2 separate regions of the Homo sapiens genome follow, and region 2 is linked to region 1. A link is a loop called in an ENCODE intact Hi-C map of the cell type or tissue named here. Cell type or tissue: mammary epithelial cell. All regions are shown on one strand. Each heading gives the region's core, and the rest is flanking DNA. Links, peaks and the distances in the headings are about the cores only. Region 1 overlaps TNNT1 (troponin T1, slow skeletal type). Region 2 overlaps BRSK1 (BR serine/threonine kinase 1).

Evidence for each region. Peaks named below come from ENCODE experiments on the same cell type or tissue, not always from the same donor. Only the 100,000 strongest peaks of a DNase experiment are listed, where the experiment ranks them.
Region 2: a loop joins it to region 1, with 9 times the contacts of the local background. A loop is called at or near these places in 7 of 110 quality-filtered maps.

What each region holds. Positions count from the first base shown.
Region 1 is chr19:55,138,662-55,145,239 of GRCh38, reverse strand. TNNT1 (troponin T1, slow skeletal type) reads left to right here. Exons shown (of 14, transcript NM_003283.6): 7 at 3,320-3,383; 8 at 3,938-4,054; 9 at 4,280-4,357. Among named protein-coding and RNA genes, the nearest start is that of TNNT1, 7.3 kb to the left of the region's middle. RefSeq lists a silencer at 3,466-3,691 and enhancers at 3,275-3,779, 3,909-3,968. In mammary epithelial cell, for the core only: a CTCF peak has its summit at 3,824 (motif pointing left); a DNase peak (open chromatin) is centred at 3,819.
Region 2 is chr19:55,286,580-55,302,612 of GRCh38, reverse strand. BRSK1 (BR serine/threonine kinase 1) reads right to left here. Exons shown (of 19, transcript NM_032430.2): 2 at 15,512-15,606; 3 at 15,314-15,399; 4 at 12,993-13,133; 5 at 8,480-8,596; 6 at 8,366-8,399; 7 at 8,216-8,284; 8 at 955-1,101; 9 at 445-476. Among named protein-coding and RNA genes, the nearest start is that of BRSK1, 11 kb to the right of the region's middle. In mammary epithelial cell, for the core only: a CTCF peak has its summit at 10,484 (motif pointing left); a DNase peak (open chromatin) is centred at 10,492.

The DNA of each region.
Region 1 (6,578 bases), core at 766-5,765:
ACTGCCTCAACATCTTGGGCTCAAGCAATCCTCCCATCTCAGCCTCCTGAGTAGCTGGGACCACAGGCATGTGCCACCACACCTGGTTTTTTTTTTTTTTTTTCTTTTTGTAGAGATGAGGTCTTGCTATGTTGCTTAGGCTGGTCTTGAACTCCTATCCTCAAGCAGTTCTCCCACCTTGGCCTCCCAAAGTGCTGGGATTACAGGCGCAAGCCACCATGCCCAGCCAGTCTGTTTCCTTCTTTCCACCCAGTGGTCCCTCTTCCCCTCGCGCCTTTACCATCACCCCAGCCTCCTCTCTGGCCTCCCTGCCTACAACTTGTGGCTCATCCTCCTCCATGACTCGAGAGAGACTTTTCTAACACCAGAGCTAACCCTGCCCCTCCTCTGCTCAGAATCTTTCCTCAACTCCCCACTACTCTTAAGACGCAGTCAAAGCAACTAGCCTGCATTCAAAGCCTTCCCCATCTGGCTCCAGCGGACCTTTCCGGCATCTGCCTTCCCCACTGACAGACACACAGCGTTTCATGGTTCTCTAGCCATGCCTGTGCTTTCATACCCCTGAGCCTTTGCACACACTGTGCCCTCTGCCTGCGCAGCGGCAGGTGGGAGGATCACTTGAGGATAGGAGTTCAAGATCAGCCTAAGTAACAAAATGAGATCCCCCACATCTCTACAAAAAATTTTAAAAAATTAGCCGGGCACAGTGGCACACACCTGTGATTCCAGCTACTCAGGAGGCTGAGGAAGGAGGATTGTTCGAACCCAGGATTTGGAGGCTGCAGTGAGCTATGATTACACCACTGTACTCCAGCCTGGGCAACAGAGCAAGACCCTGTCTCTAAAACATAAATAAAAATAAGGGAATGGGGCCGGGCGCAGTGGTTCATGCCTGTAATTCCAGCACTTTGGGAGGCTGAGGGGGGCGGATTACCTAAGGTCAGGAGTTTGAGACCAGCCCGGTCAACATGGTGAAACTCTGTCTCTACTAAAAATACAAAAGAATTAGCCAGGTATTGTGGTGGGCACCTGTAATCCTAGCTATTTGGGAGGCTGAGGCAGGAGAATCGCTTGAACCGGGAGGCAGAGGTTGCAGTGAGTCAAGATCGTGTCATTGCACGGCAGCCTGGGCAACAAGAGTGAAACTCCATCTCAAAAAAAAAAAAAGGGGGTGGGGTGGGGTGGGGGAATGGACTGAGAGGGATTCCAAGGCAAAGGGACAGGACTTGGGGATTGTTGGGCAAGGGGAGGGAAGCAATGGGGACAACCCCGAAGGGTCTCTGGGCTGGGGAACAAAGTGGACAGTGGGGCTGCCATCTCCTTCTCAGAGAAGTTGGTGAGCTCCATCAGGACGTCATGTGTGGGAAGGTGGGAAAAGTTCAGGAGATACCTGTTAGCTTGAGTCTGGGGCTTAGGAGAGAGTCTGGACCAGAGACAGTTGGCGAGTCCTCAGCAGTTGATGATACCTGAAGTCATTGGAGTGAATGGCATTGATGATGAGAAAAGGGAAAAGGAAAGCTCACTGGCAGCTCACGGGGCTGTCGGGGCAGGAGATAGGGATGGAACAGCCAGAGGGGTGGGAGGCAAGCCGGTATTCATTCCTGTACAATATGGTAAGCCATATTTTATTCCCACACATGACGCCCTGATGGAGCTTATCGACTTTTCCAAGATGGAGATGACGGCCCTGCTGTACACTTGGCCCCCTGGCCCAGAGACCCTTGGGGATTGTCCTCACCTCTTCCCTCCCCTTGCCCAGCATCCCCTAAGTCCTGTCTGCTTCATCTTGGAATCGCTCTTCACTGTCTCAGAAACCCAGAAAAGAGAATTCCAAGGAAGTGGCAGGAAATCAGAGCAGGCTGAGGGCTGAGCCTCAGAGCGGCACCACCCAATAGAAATAGATGGCAAGCCACACACGTCACTTACAATTTCTTACTAAAGGCTGGGCGCAGTGGCTCACGCCTATAGTCCCAGCACTCTGGGAGGCTGAGGCGGGAGGATCACTTGAGCTCAGAAGTTCAAGACCACCCTGGACAACATAGTGAAACGCCATCTCTTTTTTTTTTTTTTTGAGATAGAGTCTCCCTCTGTCACCCAGGCTGGAGTGCGATGGCACGATCTCGGCTCACTGCAATCTCTGCCTCCGGGGTTCAAGCGATTCTCCTGCCTCAGCCTCCTGAGTAGCAGGGATTACAGGCACGTACCACCATGCCCAGCTAATTTTTTTTTTTAATTTCTAGTAGAGATGGGGTTTCACCATGATGCCCAAGCTGGTTTTGAACTCCTGACCTCAAGTGATTCGCCCACCTTGGCCTCCCAAAGTGCTAGGATTACAGGCGTGAGCCACCGCGCCCAGGCTGTGAAACGCCATCTCTACAAAAAATTTAAAAATGGCTGGGCGCAGGGGCTCCTGCCTGTAATCCCAGCACTTTGGGAGGCTGAGGCAGGCAGATCGCCTGAGGTCGGGAGTTCAAGACCAGCTTGGCCGGCATGGTGAAACCCCGTCTCTACTAAAAATACAAAAATTACCCAGGCGTGGTGGCAGGCGCCTGTAATCCCAACTACTCGGGAAGCTGAGGCAGGAGAATCGCTTGAATCTGGGAGGTGGAGGTTGTTGTGGTGAGCAGAGATGGCGCCACTGCATTCCAGCCTGGGTGACAGAGTGAGGCTCTGTCTCAAAAAAAAAAAAAAAATTCTTACTAGGCATATTTTTTAAAGTACAACAATATAGGAAAAATTAATTTTCATAGCACAGTTTTTTTAATCTGTTATATAATGTTTTATCATTTCAACATGTAATCAGTATAAAACATGATTAGTGCCGGGCGCGGTGGCTCACACCTGTGATCCCAGCACTTTGGGAGGCCGAGGCGGGCGGATCACGAGGTCAGGAGATCGAGACCATCCTGGCTAACACAGTGAAGCCCCGTCTCTACTAAAAATACAGAAAAATTAGCCAGGCTTGGTGGTGGGCGCCTGTAGTCCCAGCTACTCGGGAGGCTGAGGCAGGAGAATGGCGTGAACCCAGGAGGCGGAGCTTGCAGTGAGCCGAGGTGGCGCCACCGCACTCCAGCCTGGGTGACAGAGCAAGACTCCGTCAAAAAAACAAAACAAAACCAACAACAACCAAAAAAACATGAGTAGTGAGGTATTTTACCTTCTTTTGTGTGTTTCACTGACAGCCCGCCTCAGCTGGGACCCTCCACGTTCAGGAGCCTCCCGGGGCTGGCGGCTACCTCACTGGACGGCACATCCCGGAGGTGGGAGGTGGCTCAGGGAGGTCGGGCCACTCATGGTCTCTGTGTTTCTGTCCACTCAGCCGCCCCGTGGTGCCTCCTTTGATCCCGCCAAAGATCCCAGAAGGGGAGCGCGTTGACTTCGATGTAAGTGACAAGAGACCCCTCCGCAGGCGCAGTTGCTAGTCTTTAAGGGGCCTTTGTGTCAATCATGAAAAGGCGCCGGCCGGGCGCGGGGCCTCATGCCTGTAATCCCAGCACTTTGGGAGGCTGAGGTGACCCACCTGAGGTCAGGAGTTCGAGACCAGCCTGGTTAATATGGTGAAACCCCGTCTCTACTAAAAATACAAAAATTAGCCGGGCGTGGTGGCAGGTGTCTGTAATCCCAGCTACTCGGGAGGCTGAGGCAGGAAAATCGCTTGAACCTGGGAGGCGGAGGTGGCGGTGAGCCGAGATCGCGCCATTTCACTCCAGCCTGGGAGGAAAAAAAAAAAAAAAGGCGCCGGTCCCCACTCCCCACTCCCGTCTTTGGGAAGCCTGTCCTTGGAAGAGCTGATTAGTGTCAAACACGAGGCATTGCTGCCACCTGCTGGATACCGTCCTGGGAAACGGTTCAGTTCACCATCCTGCATGGGGGAGGTGCTGGGAGGCTGCTGCCCCCTCCAGGGTCTCCTAGGACGGGCTGCCCGTGTGTCCTGCAGGACATCCACCGCAAGCGCATGGAGAAAGACCTGCTGGAGCTGCAGACACTCATCGATGTACATTTCGAGCAGCGGAAGAAGGAGGAAGAGGAGCTGGTTGCCTTGAAGGAGCGCATTGTGAGCCGAGAGTCCGGGTTCCCCCCGGTCTTCCTCCCTCCATGTGGATCCCTTGCATCTTGGGAGATGCAGATAATAGTTTTCCTCCTAGTACAGAGCTGAGCCTTAGGCTTTCGCGAATTCACCCAAGTCGGTGGCCACACTCCAATCTGTTTATTAGCCTACTCTGGGGAAGGAAGACTGGGGGTACGTCCCTGCACCCCCTTATGCTTCTCCGTTTCCCAGGAGCGGCGCCGGTCAGAGAGAGCCGAGCAACAGCGCTTCAGAACTGAGAAGGAACGCGAACGTCAGGCTAAGCTGGCGGTGGGTGCCTCCCCTGCCCTGAGAGCCCAAATGTTACTTCTTCAGCCGGATGCCCATTTTGTTATTATTATTATTATTATTATTATTACTATTATTATTATTCTTTGAAACGGAGTCTAGCTCTGTCGCCCAGGCTGGAGTGCAGTGGCACGATCTCAGCTCACTGTAACCTCTGCCTTCCAGGTTCAAGCGAATCTTCTGCCTCAGCCTCCCCAGTAGCTGGGACTACAGGTGCGCACCACCACGCCCGGCTAAATTTTGTATTTTTAGTAGAGATGGGGTGTCACCATGTTGGCCAGGATGGTCTTGATCTTCTGACCACATGATCCGCCCACCTCAGCCTTCCAAAGTGCTGGGATTACAGGTGTGAGCCACCGCATCCGGCCTATTATTATTTTTTATTCGTTTATTTGGAAATAGGGTCTTGCTCTGTCACCCAGGCTGAAGTGCAGTGGTGTGATCCTAGCTCACTATAACTAGGACCTCCTGGGCTCAAATGATTTTCCCACCTCAGCCTCCAGAGTCGCTGGAACTATATAGGCTGCGCCACTCTGCCCCACTAGTTTTTTTTATTTTTTTATTTTTTGTAGAGACAGCATTTTGCCATGTTGTCCAGGCTGGTCTTCAACTCCTAAGCTCAAGCAATCCACCTGCTTTCACCTCCCAAAGTGCTGGGATGACAGGCATGAGCCATCGTGCCCGGCCTGGATTCTCCATTTTCTTCTTTTCCCTTTTTTTTTAATTTTAATTTTTTTTTTTTCTGAGACAGTCTCGCTCTGTCACCCAGGCTGGAGTGCAGTGACGCGATCTCAGCTCACTGCAACCTCCGCCTCCTGGTTCAAGCAATTCCCCTGCCTCAGCCTCCTGAGTAGCTGGGATTACAGGCACCTGCCACCAGGCTCGGCTAATTTTTGTATTTTTAGTAGAAATGGGGTTTCTCCATGTTGGTTCAGGCTGGTCTTGAACTCCTGACCTCAGGTGATTCACCCCCTTGGCCTCCCAAAGTGCTAGGATTACAGGCATGAGCCACCATGCCTGGCCATTGTCATCATTATTACTATTATTATTATTTTTTTTTATTTGAGATAGGGTCTTTCTATGTTGCCCACGTTGTTCCCAAACTCCTGGGCTCAAGTGATCCTCCTGCCTCAGCCTCCCGAGTAGCTGGGATTACAGCCACCTGCCCGTCACCCAGCTGTGAAGGGGATTTTGCAGATGTGATTAAATTAAAGATCTTGAGATGGGAAGGTTGTCCTGGATTACCTGTGGGGAAGGGCAAGATCATCACAAGGGTCCTTATAAGAGGAAGGCCAGAGGGTCAGACTGAGAGATTTGAAGATGCTGCATGGCTGCCTCTGAAGATGAAAGAAGGTCCATGGGCCCAGACATGCAGGCAGCAGCTGGAAAAGGGAAGGGAATGAATTCTCCCCTAGAACCTCCAGAATAAATTGGTTCTGTTCACAACTTGATTCCAGCCCAGGGGGACCAATTTCAGATGTCTGATCTGCAGAGCTGTAAGATAACAAATCTGCATTGTTTTTCTGCCACTAAATTTGCAAATTACAGCAGTGATAGGAAACTAAGTTTAGGCGCGATGGCTGACGCCTGTAATCCCAGCACTTTGGGAGACCGAGACAAGTGGATCACCTGAGGCCAGGAGTTTGAGACCAGCCTGGCCAACATGGTGAAACCCTGTTTGTACTAAAAATACAAAAATTAGCTGGTAATGGTGGCACATGTCTGTAATCCCAGTTACTTGGGAGGCCGAGGCAGGAGAATCACTTGAACCCAGGAGGTGGGGGTTGCAGTGAACAGAGCAGAGATTGCACCACTGCACTCCAGCCTGAGTGACAGAGCGAGACTCCATCTCAAAAACAGAAAGGAAACTAATTCAGGTACGGAGTGCTGGGTGTACAAAAAGCCTCATGTCCACCATAAGGAGACGGGGCTCAGCCTGGACAAACCACTGTTTCTGGAACATTCAATGAAGAGTTTCTCGAATGTCGTAATGCCTTCGCTCAATATTCCAGAACCCCTTCCTCAGGCTCAAGGCCATCAGCCTCTTTAATCTCCCCAGTCCCTGGTCTTATCACCAGTTACTTCCCTTGACCCCCTCAAAACAGACATTCTCATATCCTGAGACTAAGGGCGACTGTGGCCCAGACAGGCTGAGCATCTGGAGTGAGGTCGTACAGCAGAGTTCACTATCGGCTATTTCAGG
Region 2 (16,033 bases), core at 7,844-12,843, 150 kb before region 1:
AAATCCGAGTCTAGGCCCCGGCCCCTTCTCTCTCATACCCAGGAATCCAGACGCCCCAGACCTCGCCCCCCATCTCAGACCCAGGAGTCCAGACCTCCAGCCCCTTTTCCCTCCGACCGAGGGGTCCAGGCCCCCGGCCCCTCCTTCTTCAGACCCAGAAGTCCAGGCCCCCAGCCCCTCCTCCCTCGGATCCAGGAGTCCAGGCCCCCAGTCCCTTTTTCCCTCAAACCTGGGAGTCCTGGACTCCTAGCTTAGCCCCTCCTGCCTCTGACCCCTAGACTCCTTCTCTAGCTGTGTCCTCTTCCCCCAGGACCCATAAGTCCGAGTCCCTAGCCCGTTGCCTCTCAGGAACCCTGGCATCCCACCCCTCCCAGCCGCTTCTACTGCTTTGGCCCCTCCCCTATTTCCGCCAGGGACCCAAGAGTCCAGTTACCCCATACTCACAGGTACCAAGGATGTTTCTGAATTTGCTCCAGCTGTGAGGGTGGTGAGTCGTAGAGAAGCAGAAGTGAGGTCGTAGGCACATGTAGGCGCGCAATGAAAGACTGGGGTGGTTTTGGGGTCCCTGATCATCTCCCCGCCCACCCCACCGGGGGCAGGATGACATATTACATCGCCCTCTAGTGGCGACTGAGTGCATCGCCCCGCGCACGCGCGGTCTCCGTGTACCCCGGACCGGCCGCATTACTTTGCCGCATGCGCAGTGGCATCCTGTTCGCCTCCTTACTCCTGCGCCCTCCCGCTGCCTGGAGCTCCCCGCCCCAATCTTGCGTAGCCCCCTCCCCAGTTTGGAGCGGCAGCTGTGCTGGACCTTGGGCTGCGGCTCAGCTGGCGATCCCAGTCACCCTGGGGACTGACGAGCAGGTTCTGGAAACCCATCCCCATGACTTTTCTAGGGGGTTCTGTCTTCATCGGCCACTGTTCCCCCCTCCGCCGGTCCCCCCCTCAACTCACACTGAGCCTTTTTTCGGGCTCCACTTCGATCATTCCCCTCAGGAGGCTCTGGCAATCTGGAGGAATGAAGTGGGGCATGTGGAAGACGCCCCGTTTCACCTTCTCCAGCAGCTGGCGGAGGTTGTCGTCATCAAAGGGCAGAGCCCCCTGGGCAAGAGATAACCAGGACCCCTCATTAGCACATTTCACCCTCACCACAAGCACTGGAGGTGGGGAACTACGGTGATCTCCACCTTAAGGGGTTGGAAACTGAGGCACAGAGAGGCTCAGCAATTTGCCAAAGGCCCCTAGCTCGTCCGTGGCACAGCAGGCACTTGGCAAGGAGCAGCTTGGAGCCCCGCTTACGAAGCTAGAATTGCAGCGTGGAGGCTGTTCCTTTTAGACAGCTTTCCCCCCACAGCAGTTTCGAAACGGTTGTCTCTCATTCACTCATTCAACAAAAGGTGAGCATCCGTTACAGGTCAGGGATCCAGCAGTGAACAAAACAGGCCTCTGCCCTTGCACAGCTCCAAACAAATAGCTATACAATGACGAGCGACTGAGTGAGGCTTCTCCCAGGAGGTGCAATGGGAGCAGAGACCTGAATGAGGCTGAGCCCTAAATCAATGACTGGTGTCCTTATAAGAGGAGACGAGGACGCAGGCACAGAGAACAGTCATGTGATGACGGAGGCAGAGATGGGAGTGATACAGCTGCAACTGAAGGAACGCCAAGGACACCAGAAGCTAGGAGAGGCAAGGAAGGATCCTTCCCTAGAGCCTCCAGAGGAAGCAGGGCCCTGCTGACACCTTTTCTTTTCTTTCTTTCTTTCTTTTTTGAGATGGAGTTTCGCTCTTGTCGCCCAGGCTGATGTGCAATGAGGTGTTCTTGGCTGACTGCAACCTCTGCCTCTCCCAGGTTCAAGCGATCCTCCTGCCTCAACCTCCCGAGTAGCTGGGATTACAGGCATATGCCACTATGCCCGGCTAATTTTTTTATTTTTAATAGAGACGGGGTTTCACCATGTTGGCCAGGCTGGTCTCAAATGCCCAACCTCAAGTGATCCACCTGCCTCAGCCTCCCAAAGTGCTGGGATTACAGGCGTGAGCCACCACACCCAGCCTAATTTTTGTATTTTTAGCAGAGATGGGGTTTCACCACGTTGGCCAGGCTGGTCTTGAAGTCCTGACCTCAGGTGATCTGCCCGCCTCAGCCTCCCAAAGTGCTGGGATTACAGGTGTGAGCCACCGCACCTGGTCCCCTGCCTTGCTTTGAATCCTTGCTCTGGGGCTTATACCTGCATGACCTCAGGCAAGTCACTGCTCTGAAAATGGCAATGGGTCGTCACAGCACCCACCTCACGGACTGCATCAGAATGAACTGACCTAGTACATGACAGTGCTGGGCCCACAGTCAGGACTGTTACAGGCTGGCTGCTGTGACGCACTGACCATAGACCCCACCACATCCTGCATTCTGACGTAGCCACCAGCCATGAAGCAGGGGACAAAATCACATCCCTGCCCTCCTGGAGTTGGCCTGGGACGCTGCCTGACACACACTCGACACTCAAGTCATCAGCAAAGGTGGTGGAATGAGCAGAGAAGTTGCATTCCAGAGGGGACAGGAAACAAACAAGCGAACGTATCATACGGGACGGGAGGGAATGCTTCCAATCACCAGGGCAAGGGTTGGAGGGGAGCCAAGGTGACCCCCCATGGACAAAGACTCATGGGAGGTGATGGTGTGAGCCTTTGAGGGCTTTTCCGGGTGTTGCAAGCTCCCAGTTGCCCCTGGTATCTGAGGCCTGTGGACGGAGAATGGGGAGATACAGAGAAGGCACCTCTGAATGCCGATCTTAGGGTGCGGAAGCCTGGGTTTGACTTCTGGTTGCCTGATGCTCAAGCACAGAGCCTCAGTTTCCTCTCCTCTGTGAAACGGACATAATGATCCTGCCAGGAAGGGTACGGTCTGGATTAAATATTATAACAACAGGCTGGGCATGGTGGCTGACACCTGTAATCCTAGCACTTTGGGAGGCCAAGGGGCGAGGATCACTTGAGTTCAGTAGTTTGACACCAGCCTGGCCAACGTGGTGAAACCCCATCTCTACTAAAAATACAAAATTTAGCCGGGCAAAGTGGCGGGCGCCTGTAATCCCAGCTACTCGGGTGGCTGAGGCAGGAGAATTACTTGAACCCAGGAGGCGGAGGCTGCAGTGAGCCGAGATCACACCACTGCACTCCATCCTAGGTGACAGAGAAAGTCTCCATCTCAAAAAAAACAAAAAACAAAACAAAAAAAAAAACCAAAACAAATTATAACAACAATACAGTTGATTCTTGTTATTCTTGAGAGTTCTGTTCTATAAAGTCACTGCAAACTCTCAACTAGTGAACGAGTCACGGCTACTGGAGGAACTATAGTTAGTAAGCTTCCTTTGACCCTCTCGTCACATTTTTGTCAACCAGTCATTACATGACCTTGTTTGTATGTGTTTCTGTTTAAAGACACTTTTCTTTTTTTATTGAGACGGAGTCTAGCACTGTAGCCCGGAGTGCAGTGGCATGACCTCGGCTCACTGCAGCCTCCGCCTCCCGGGTTCAAGCGATTCTCCTGCCTCAGCCTCCTGATTGGCCAGGCTGGTCTCGAACTCCTGACTTCGTGATCTGCCCGCCTCAGCCTCCTAAAGTGCTGGGATTACAGGCGTGAGCCACCGCACCCAGCTTAAAGACACCTTTCATATGTACTGTGTCATTGACGCGGAACTCATGGCCAGCAGCACTACAAGTCATTCCTGAACAAAGCATGCCCATCAGAGGGGCTTTCTCCAGAAGGGACATCACAGCCTCCCGCGCTTAGGAACACCAGACGGCACTTCAGAAGCACTTGGCTTCATGGCCATTTTAAACAACGAAATTGCCACCAACAACACAAAAATGTGAAAAACGTGACACGAAATAGGTGGTGAAAGGGGGATTGTTTACAGGATGAGAGCTGAAACAGGGTCACTTTGTTTGACCTCAGCCGGAAACCTGCACCTTGGGTGGGCGGCTCAGGTTTCCCCTGCTCTGGGCATGTCTGCCAATGACTGTGAAAGCACCTCCAGGACTATTTTGGGTTACAGATACATTTTGACAGGTAGGCAAATTTGCAAATATGGAATCTGCAAATGATGAGGAACTATTGGAACAAGAATAAACTACTAGGCCAGGTGCGGTGGCTCATGCCTGTAATCCCAGCACTTTGGAAGGCTGAGGTGGGCAGATCACTTGAGGTCAGGAGTTCAAGACCAGCCTGGCCAACATGGTGAAACCCCATCTCTACTAAAAATACAAAAATTAGCCAGAAATAACTTGAACCCAGGAGGTGGAGGTTGCCGCGAAGAAGATCAAGCCATTGCACTCCAGCCTGGGCTACAGAGCAAGACTAAGACTTCATCTCAAAAAAAAAAAAAAAAAAAAAAAAAAGAAGAAACAAAAAAAAAAGAATAAACTACTAATAATAATCATCAAGCATTGTGCCAGGGGCTTCACGTGCAGCATTTATTTAAACCCTCACAGTGGGCTGGGGGAAGTGGCTCACGCCTGTAATCCCAGCACTCTGGGAAGCTGAGGCGGGTGGATCACCTGAGGTCAGGAGTTCGAGACCAGCCTGGCCAACATGGAGAAACCCCATCTCTACTAAAAATACAAAAAAATTAGCCAGGCATGGTAGCAGGTGCCTGTAGTCCCAGCTACTTGGGAGGCTGAGGCAGGAGAATCTTGAACCTGGGAGGTGGAGGTTTCAGTGAGCCAAGATCGCACCATTGCACTCCAGCCTGGGCGACAAGAGCGAAACTCCGTCTCAAAATGAAAAAATAAATAGATAAAATAAAAATGAAAACAAAACCCTTACAATGATAGGTATGATGTGTATTTCCACGGTGCAGATGAGGACACTGAGGTAGGGTGACTGGCTCGCTCAGGGAGAGGGAGCAGGGATTGGAACTCGGCTGGATGGGCTCCAGAACCAGGCTTTTAGCCACCAAGTGAAGAAGGGCTGAGTTCTGAACATTCTTAGCTCGTCTCCAGAGCACCTCGGCTGCTCTCCCCATGGAGTGGTGAGCCCCAGGAAGCCAGCTTGGAGCTGGCCTCATTGCCCTTAGTATCCGTTATGTAGCCTGGTGGTTAAGAGACCAAGGACTGACCCCAGGCCTGCGGCTTATCAGCTGCGTGCCCGTGGGCCAGTCACTTCCCCTCCCTGGGACTGCTGAGGGAATTGTGTGAAATAACATGATCAGAACAGTGCCTGACATTAAAAAAACTGCTTATGGCTGGGCGTGGTGGCTCACACCTGTAATCCCAGCACTCCAGGAGGAAGAGGCGGGCGGAGGTCAAGTTCGAGACCAGCCTGGACAAAATGGTGAAACCCCATGTCTACTAAAAATACAAAAATTAGCCAGGCGTGGTGGCACATGCCTGTAGTCCCTGCTACTTGGGAGGCTGAGGCAGGAGAATCGCTTGAATCCAGGAGGTGGAGGTTGCAGTGAGCCGAGATGGCGCCACTACACTCCATCATGTGTGACAGAGCAAGAATCCGTCTCAAAAACAAACACACACAAACAAAAAAACTTATGTATTCTTTTTCTTTTCTACTTATTACTTATTTATTTATTTATTTTTGAGACGAGGTGTCACTCTGTCATCCAGGCTGGAGTTCGGTGGCATGATCATGGCTCACTACAGCCTTGACCTCCAGGGCTCAAGCAATCTTCCCACCTCAGCCTCCTGAGTAACTGGGACTACAGGCAGGTGCCACCATGCCTGGCTAATTTTTTTTTCATTTTTTTTGAGACGGAGTCTCGCTCTGTCGCCCAGGCTGGAGTGCAGTGGCATGATCTCGGCTCACTGCAAGCTCCGCCTCCCGGGTTCACACCATTCTCCTGCCTCAGCCTCCCGAGTAGCTGGGACTACAGGCGCCCGCCACCACTCCCGGCTAATTTTTTTTGTATTTTTAGTAGAGACGGGGTTTCACCACGTTAGCCAGGACGGTCTCGATTTCCTGACCTCGTGATCCGCCCACCTCGGCCTCCCAAAGTGCTGTGATTACAGGCGTGAGCCACCGCGCCCGGCAATGCCTGGCTACTTTCTTAACTTTCTTTTGAGATGGGGTCTTGCTTGCTATGTTGCCCAGGCTGGTCTTGAACTCCTGGGCTCAAGCAATCCTCCCACCTTGGCCTCCCAAAGTGCTGGGATTACTGGCGTGAGTCATTGCGCCCGGACAACTGCTGATTTATTCTCACTACAGGTGTTCACTGGGGACTTACATGTGTCAACTTTAGGTTTGCAAAGGCAAGCCAGCAAAATGAAATAAAACACACAAAGACAGATGCCCCAGACATCGGCCCTGACCTCAGGGAGTTGATGATACAGAAGGGAAGGGAGATGCCACTCAACGAATTAGGCAACAAAATGCACAGCGACAACTCTGATCGTTGCCAGGAAGAAGGGAGCCTACCACAGGGGGGTCTGACCTTACAGGAGTGGGGAGGAGGAGTGGGGGCAGGGGAAGCTTCCTGGAAATGTGACAACTGAGCAGAGAGCTTGAAGAAGTCTAGATATGAACTAGGTGAGCAACAAGGCTAATAGGTAGCAGAGTGTCCCAGGCAGAAAGGCCCTGTGGTAGGAGCAGGGCTGATAGCCTACGATCTGGCTATATATATATATTTTTAGATAGGGTCTCACTCTGTCGCCCAGGCTGGAGTGCAGTGACGCGATCTCAACTCATTGCAAACTCAACCTCCTGGGTTCAAGCGATTCTCCTGCCTCAGCCTCCTGAGTAGCTGGGACTACAGGCATGCGCCACCAAGCCCGGCTAGTTTTTGTATTTCTAGTAGAGATGGGGTTTCACCATGTTGGCCAGGCTGGTCTCAAACTTCTGGCCCCAGGTGATCTGCCTCCGCTCGGCCTCCTGAAGTGCTGGGATTACAGGTGTGAGCCTCCGTGCCCGGCCTGGTTATACTTGTTATTACAGTATCACAATGCCCTAGAATCAGCTGGTAAACAGTCATTGTATCAAGCCCTCCAGGTGCTCCTGGATGACTTGTTCCTTTCTGGGGTTCTTCCTGGAGACTATCCCATAGTTCTTTTATCTTTTTAACCCACAGTTCTGTGAATGAAAAGGTTAGCTCCCCACAGAGTGGGGGAACTCCAGGATCTTGGTCTGTTGGTTAATGTAGTATCTTTCCCATTACCAGTGAAATATTCGAGAGATGGGCTGGGTTCGGTGGCCTCACGCATGTAATCCCAACACTTTGGGAGACTGAGGTGGGCAGATCACTTGAGCCCAGGAGTTTGAGACCGACCAGGGAAACAAGGCGAAACCCTGTCTCTGTGAAAAATACAAAAATTAGCTGGGCGTGTTGGCAAGAGCCTATAATCCCAGCTGCTCGGGAGGCTGAGGCGGGAGGACTGCTTGAGCCTGGGAGATTGAGACTGCAGTGAGCCGTGATGGCGCCACTGCACTCCAGCCTGGGCGACAGAGAGAGATCCTCTCTCAAAAAATAAAAATAAAAATAAAAATAAAATAAATTCAGCTGCCGGGCACGATGGCTCATACTTGTAATCCCAGCATTCTGGGAGGCCGAGGAGGGTGGATCACTTGAGGCCAGGAGTTCGAAACCAACCTGGCCAACATGGTGAAACCCCGTCTCTACTAAAGATACAAAAATTAGCCAAGCATGGTGGCAGGTACCTGTAGTCCCAGCTAATCGGGAAGCTGAGGCAGGAGAATAGCTTGAACCCGGGCGGCGTAGGTTGCAGTGAGCCAAGACTGCACCACTGCACTCCAGCCTGGGCAACAGAGCAAGACTCTGTCTCAAAATACATAAATAAATAGGCCGGGTTCAGTGGCTCACACCTGGAATCCCAGCACTTTGGGAGGCAGAGGCAGGTGGATCACCTGAGGTCAGGAGTTGGAGACCAGCCTGGCCAATATGGCGAAACCCTGTCTCTACTAAAAATTCAAAAATTATCTGGAAGTGGTGGTGGGCGCCTGCAATCCCAGCTACTTGGGAGGCTGAGGCAGGAGAATTGCTTGAAGCTGGGAGGCAGAGGTTGCAGTGAGCTGAGATCACACCACTGCACTCCAGCCTAGGCGACGGGGCAAGACTCTGTCTCAAAATAAATAAATAAAATTCATAAATAAATTCAGGAGATGACCTGAGGATGGAAGGTACTGTCCTATGCTCCCACCAGGTGGGATTGATCTAGAAATGACAGGAGAGGTGAGGGCGCCTTACCACGAGCAGGGCGAAGAGGATGACTCCACAGCTCCACATGTCTGCCCGGCGGCCATCATATTTTTCCCCCTGGAAGGGAAGGCCAGTTGTGACTTCATCGCTCCTCACTGCTGCCTCCACCCCTCTCCCCTCTATCCGCCCCTCACTCACCTTAATCACCTCTGGACACGCATAATGGGGGGACCTGAGGGAGAGAGCTGATGTGAGCCTCCAGCCAGCTTCTAAACCCCTGCCCAGGGTCTCGGGAGCCCAGTCCCCACTCACCCGCAGCTGGTCTCCAGGAGGCTGTCCCCCACCTGCAGGGACGCCATGCCGAAGTCTGCAATGCGGATGTTGTTTTTCTCATCCAAAAGCAGGTTCTCGGGCTTTAGGTCTCTGTGGCTGAGACAGCCAGGTGGGACTCAGGCCTCTTCCTTCCTCCCAGGAGGCCCAGGCCCCACTGACTGGCTCTCACAGTGGAACACTTCTGCATACTTTTTGGATTTTTAGGGGATGAGAGACCATTTATTATCATTCATTAATTTTGGTCTTTTTAAAAATTTTTAATTTTTTATCATATGTATGTATGTATTTATTATTATTATTTTTGAGATGGAATCTCGCTCTGTCTCCCAGGCTGGAGTGCAGTGGCATGATCTCGGCTCACTGCAACCTCTGTCTCCTGGGTCCAAGTGATTCTCCTGCCTCAGCCTCCTGAGTAGCTGGGACTACAGGCCGCACCACCATGCCCAGCTAATTTTTGTATTTTTAGTAGAGACGGGGTTTCATTATGCTGGCCAGGCTGGTCTTGAGCTCCTGACCTCATGATCCGCCCGCCTTGGCCTCTCAAAGTGCTGGGATTACAGGTGTGAACCACAGCACCCAGCCTTATTTATTTATTTATTTATTTATTTATTGAGATGGAGTCTCATTCTATCACCCAGGCTGGAGTGCAGTGGCATGATCTCGGCTCACTGCAACCTCCGCATCCTGAGTTCAAGTGATTCTCCTGTTTCAGCCTCCTGAGTAGCTGGGATTGCAGGCATGTGCCACCACACCCAGCTAATTTTTGTATTTTTATTTTTTTTGAGACGAAGTCTCGCTCTGTTGCCTAGGCTGGAGTGCAATGGCGTGATCTCGGCTCACCACAACCTCCCGGGTTCAAGAAGTCCTGGGATTACAGGCATGAGCCACCGCGCCAGGCCTAATTTTTGTATTTTTAGTAGAGACAGAGTTTCACCATGTTGGCCAGGCTGGTCTTGAACTCCTGACCTCAGGTGATCCGCCTGCCTTGGCCTCCCAAAGTGCTGGAATTACAGGGGTGAGCCACCGCGCCCGGCCTATTTTGTTTTTTATTTTTAGAGATGGGCATTGCTTCTCGGCCTTTTGGCTAAGATCAAGTGTATGCTTAGAGATGGGGTCCCTTTCTGTTGCCCGGCCTGGAGTGCAGTACCACAGTCATAGCTCACTGCAGCCTTGACCTCCCCAGCTCAAGTGATCCTCTGGCCTTAGCCTCTTGAGTAGCTGGAGCCACAGGCGTGCATCACCATGTCTGGCTTTGGAAACTTTCCTTTTTTTTTTTTTTGAGACAGAGTCTCACTCTGTCGACCAGGCTGCAGTGCAGTGGCACGATTACGGCTCACTGCAACCTCCGTCTCCTGGGCTCAAGCAATTCTCCTGCCTCAGCCTCCCGAGTAGCTGGGATTATAGGCATGTGCCACCACGCCCAGCTAATTTTTGTATTTTCAGTAGAGACAGGGTTTCACCATGTTGGCCAGGCTGGTCTCGAACTCTTCACGTCAGGTAATCCACCTGCCTCGGCCTCCCAAAATGCTGGGATTACAGGCGTGAGCCACCGCGCCCGGCCTGGAAACTTTTTATAATAGACAATCACAAACGTGCCCAAAACTGGAGAGAAAGTAAGAGGAAGCCTCACTTACCCATCGCCCAGCTTCATCCATGATCATCTTAGGGCCAATCTGATCTCATCTCTGTCCCTTACATACTCCTCCCCAACCCAAATTAGTTTGTAGGACATCCCAGATGTCATATTAGTTTATCTGTAAGTATTTGAATATGTACAAAGTGAGCTATTTTGAGGTAAAGCTGATATGCAGCTGGTTCTTAAAATCCTTGGTTCCTGTCTTGGGACCTTCCCACCCTTGAACCAAACTCCTCAAGGTTTAAGGGTTGGTGTCTGGGGAGAGAGGGAGTGTAGGATTCTGCAGTTTTCATTTGGCCTGGTCATTAACTGGGTCAAACTTGTTAAATACGTTGAATATCTCCCCCTAGAGGCCAGGGTTTCAATATCAGGGTTTTGACAATCTTGTCAACAGGAAGGTGTGGAAAATTTAAACAGGGCCGGGTGCGGTGGCTCAAGCCTGTCATCCCAGTACTTCAGGAGGCCGAGGTGGGTGGATCACCTGAGGTCAGGAGTTCGAGACCAGCCTGGCCAACATGGTGAAACCCCATCTCTACTAAAAATACAAAAAATTAGCCGGGCATGGTGGCGGGTGCCTGTAGTCCCAGGTACTCGGAAGGTTGAGACAGGAGAATCGCTCGAACCTGGGAGGTGGAGGTTGCAGTGAGCTGAGATCGTGCCATTGCACTCCAGGATGGGTGACAGCGAGACTCCGTCTCAAAAAATAAAAAAAGACAAAAACCGAAAATTTAAGTAGGTGGCCTTTTTATCATCAAGCTTTACCCAAAGTCTGAGTCCCTCTACCGTGATCCCCACCCCATCTCCAAAAACACATCTTAGTGAGAGAGATGCGCAAATGAAGGAGGCTAAAAGATGAAGGCATTCATTTTGTACCTGAACAGTTAGAAAAACGTTGCACATTTAATATCTGATTTGGAGGCTAAAGTCAATTCAATGAAAAAAATAATAACTTTTCTTTTTTTTGAGACAGGGTCTCACTCTGTTGCCTCACTGCAGCCTCAACCTCCTGGGCTCAAGCAATCCTCCTACCACAGCTTCCCAAGTAGCTGGGACCACGGGCACACGCCACCACATCCAGCTAATTATTTTTATTTTTTGGAGAGATGGGGGGAATCTCACTTTGTTGCCCAGGCTGGTCTCGAACTCCTGAGCTCAGGTGATCTGCCCGCCTTGGCCTCCCAAAGTGCTGGGATTACAGGCATGTGCTACCATGCCCAGCCAAAAAAAAAATCTTTAAAAGTGGACACATAGGCCAGGCGCAGTGGCTCATGCCTTGAGCCCAGGAGTTTGAGACAAGCCTGGGCAACATAGCAAGACCCTGTCTCAATAACTAAACTAAACTAAAAATAAATGAATAAATAAATAACCCTTACTCAACCCTTACTTCACACCATATACAAAAATTAACTTGAAATGGATGCCAGACCTAAATGCAAGAGCTATAACTATACAACTTCTAGAAAATATACAGAAGACCTTAGTGACCTTGAGTTGGGCAAAAGTTTCTTAAATAGGACAGAAAAAGCATGAGGTGTAGGCCGGGCGCGGTGGCTCATGCCTGTAATCCCAGCACTTTGGGAGGCCGAGGCGGACGGATTACGAGGTCAGGAGATTGAGACCATCCTGGCTAACATGGTGAAACCCCGTGTCTACTAAAAATACAAAAAATTAGCCGGGCGTGGTGGCGGGCGCCTGTAGTCCCAGCTACTTGGGAGGCTGAGGCAGGAGAATGGCGTGAACCCGGGAGGCGGAGCTTGCAGTGAGCCGAGATCGCGCCACTGCACTCCAGCCTGGGTGACAGAGCAAGACTCCGTCTCAAAAAAAAAAAGAAAAAGAAAAAGCATGAGGTGTAAAATAAAAAAATCAACAAACTGGAATTTATCAAAATGAAAAATCTTTTGCTTTTCACAAGACTTATAAAAATGTAAAAACATGGCACAGACTTGGAGAAAATAATTTAAAAATGTATACTGATGAAAGACTTGCATCTAGAATAAACAATTCTTTTTTTCTTTGTTAAATTTTCCCCCTTGTTCTTGCTGTCATCATACAGAATAATTTTTAGGAATAATTTTGTTCCTAGAGTAATCTCTTGTTCCTAGAATAAAAAATTGTTACAAATCAATAATAAAAAGACTAAATCAAATTTTAAAAAATAACTGAATTAAAGATGGGCAAAGAGGCCGGGAGTGGTGGCTCACGCCTGTAATCCTAGCACTTTAGGAGGCCTAGGCGGGCAGATCACCTGAGGTCAAGAGTTCGAGACCAGCCTGGCCAACATGGTGAAACCCCGACTTTACTAAAAAAATACAAAATTAGCCAGGTGTAGTGGTGTGCACCTGTAATCCCAGCTACTCCGGAGGCTGAGGCAGGAGAATCAATTGAACCTGGGAGGCAGAGGTTGTAGTGAGCCAAGATCACACCATTGCACTCCTGCTGGGCAACAAGAGCAAAACTCCATCTCAAAAACAAAACAAAACAATACAAAAAGGGCCATGTATCGTATGATTCCATTTATATAAAACGTCTAGAATAGGTAAATCCATACAGACAGAACATAGGTTGCCGGGGGCTGGGGGCAGGAGGGGAATGGGGAGTGACTGCTTACTTAATGGGTACAGGGTGAGAAAATGTTCTAAAATTCCACAGTGGCAGATGTATACCACTGCAAATATATCAAAAACCACTGAATTACACACTCTAAAAGGAGGAATTTTCTGGTGTATGAGTTATGTCTCAATGGGATAAAGGTTTGGGGGCCGACCACATGGCTTTTGCTCAGCCCTCCACATGCCCCCAAGGGCCTGTCTGCTGGGCAGCCCTCAGCCCCTCCTCCCCCTCAAGCTGCCCACTCACCAGATGGAGTAGCTGTGGCAGAAGTCCAGCGCAGACACAATCTGGCGGAAGAACTTTCGGGCCTCCTTGGGCGTCAGTCTCCCCTTCTTTACCAGGTAGTCGAATAGCTCACCCCCCGAGACGTGCTCCAGAACCAGGTACCTAAAGGATATAGAGGGGGCAGAGGGCTGGAAGGGGCATGTGGAGGACCAAAGGGCCTGGTCTCCCACTTCCACTGGCTCCTGGTGGCAGAGAACTCCAATTCCCATGATCCTTGGGAGAAAGAGACTCCAATTCCCATGGGTCCCTGGGAGGAAGAGACTCCAGTTTCCATTAATTCCTGGGAGGAAGAGATTCCAGTTCCCATCACTCCCTGGGAGGAAGTGACTCCAGTTTCCACCAGCCTCTAGGAAACCAAACTCAAGTCCCATTAGCCCTGGGCAGTAGAGCCTCCCATGTCAGCTTCAGAGGGGAACCAACACTTTGACTCATAATGGTTTCAGGAGATAAGGCGACTCTATTAGCACCTGAAGGTCAAAGACCCCAATTCTTATAGGACCCTGGGAAGTGAAGATACCCCTACTCCTATTAGCCCCTAGAAAGCCAAGCCTCTAATTCCCTCTGGAGTGAGGAAACTCAAATTTGAATTCATTTTCGAGTATTAACGATTGCAAGGTTGCACCAGTCCAAGCCAGCTTCTGTGAGGCAATAGACGACAACTCCCATCAGCGCCTAGAAGTTAAAAACCCCCACTTCTGGCCAGACACGGTGGCTTATGCCTGTAATCCCAGCACTTTGGGAGGCCGAAGTGGGTGGATCACTTGAGATCAGGAGTTCAAGACCAGCCTGACCAACATGGTGAAACCCCGTCTCTACTAAAAATACAAAATTAGCTGGGCGTGGTGGTGCGTGCCTGTAATCCCAGCCACTCGGGAGGCTGACGCAGGAGAATCACTTGAACCCAGGAGGTGGAGGTTGTGGTGAGCCGAGATCGAGCCATTGCACTCCAGCCTGGGCAACAAGAGCAAAACTCTGTCTCAAAAAAACAAAACAACAAAAAAACCCCCAAACTCCCTTCCCATAAGCCTCTGGGACACGGGGTTCCAGTTTCCATCAACCATTTTTTTTTGTTGTTGTTGTTGTTTGGAGTTTTTTTTTTTTTTTTTTTGAGACAGAGTCTTGCTCTGTCGCCCACGCTGGAATGCAGTGGCACGATCTTGGCTCACTGCAGCCTCTGCCTCCCAGGTTCAAGCAATTCTCCCACCTCAGCCTCCCAAGTAGGTAGGACTACAGGTGTACCACCACACTCAGCTAATTTTTGTATTTTTTGTAGAGACGGGGTTTTGCCATGTTGCTCAGGCTGGTCTCGAGCTCTTCAAGAAATCCGCCCATCTTGGCCTCCCAAAGTGTTGAGATTACAGGCATGAGCCACCGCGCCTGGCCCCAAAAGCTCAATTTCTATGAGCTCTTAGATGGCTGGGATTCCTGCCCGAAGCATAAACTCCCATGGCCCTGCCTCCCTACGCCAAGAGTGGAGTGGGAGCGACCATGCACCGGTCCGGACAATAGCCCCTCCCTACCACCACACCTGGGAAAGCCTGAGAGCAGGTCCCATGAGCGCCGGGCAGACAGCTTCCCGTGTGGTGAAACCTGCGCCAGCATCGACGGACCTGATGTCAGTTCATCCGGGGGACTGGGTGCCGGGGGGGAACACGAGGGCTGTCCCCTCTCCGGCTTCCCAGCCCAGCTGTCCTTTGGGTCACCAGAGTTTGGACAAAGAGGCCCATTCTCTGGAGTCTGGACAGCTGGACCCCCACCCCCATCCTTCCTGGCGGGTGATTGACTTTGAGATAGTGACTCAGACCTCCTAAGGCGGCCCATTGTTGGGGTGTCCAGCCACGGCACCCGAAGTTATGCCGGGGGAGGAGGGGGGCTCTCCAGTGCTCCAGAGTTGGGGTTTGGGAAGATCCTTTGGGCTTTGCTAGGCCCCTTGCCTTACAAACAGGAGGCATCTGCCCATAGCAGATTGGGTCTGGTCGAGGGCACCCTGCTTGTCTAGCAGAGCGCATTCCATGCAGTGCCACAGGGCGAGGAGCTGGAGCTGGGGACACGGTAGGAGGATGGTTGCCCTTGGCCTCAGGCCCAACACAGCGTGACAACAGTGGGGTTCCCTGTGTGTCAGGGGCTTCCCTGTGCAACAGGCAAGGAACTGGGCCTTCAGCGGTCCAGCCTGGAGAGCTGCAGGTCCCCCAGGTCCCCCTAGGCCCTGTTTCTGGAGAAGTCCCACCCTGGTAACCTGGAGAGGGAGGATGGGGTAGGGCTGGGTGTCTATAAATACCTACAAATATTTCTTGTTCTCGTAGACGTCGTGGAGCTTGAGGACATGTGGGTGTTCGATGAGCTTCAGGATGGCGATCTCCCGCTCCACCTGAGGGTCAAGAGGGGTGGGGACACGGGAAAAGAGGTCAGCACGGCCCCGCCCCTGCCCTCAGCCCCGGAGGCCCCCCCACCCGCAGGCACACTGCAGCAGGCGCACACACCTTCATCAGCACCGACTCCGACAGCTTCTCCCGGTTCACGATCTTGATGGCGACCTTCTGACCCGTGATGCAGTGGACCCCGAGTTTAACCAGCCCTGCAGGAGCAGGGTGAAAATGTGGGGTGTTCCGCCGGGTCCCCTTCGTCCCCAGCGCCTATGTCCCCCCTTGGCCACCCTGTTTGCTCCTTCCTCCTGGGCTGGCTGTTTAACAATGGCCTGAACACATCAGACCTGAACTCCTGGGGCTGAGAGCCCACACTCCCACAAAACCACCCTTCCCCTCCCTCCTGCCAGTCCGTTCCTCCTGACTGTCCATCCAGCCAGGTGCCCCTCTCCTCTGCCAGCCACCCCCTGGCCCTCACCCTCTCCGTCCTGGGGAGCCCGCCTGCCACGCATTCTTTCCTCACCGTGTCTCCCCGAGTCTGTCTCCTCCAAGCCCCCGCCCCCCCACTTTCTCTGTCTCTCTCCATCAATTCCTTGTATTCTCTGCTTTTCAATCTTTTGGAGACCCTATGACTCCCAA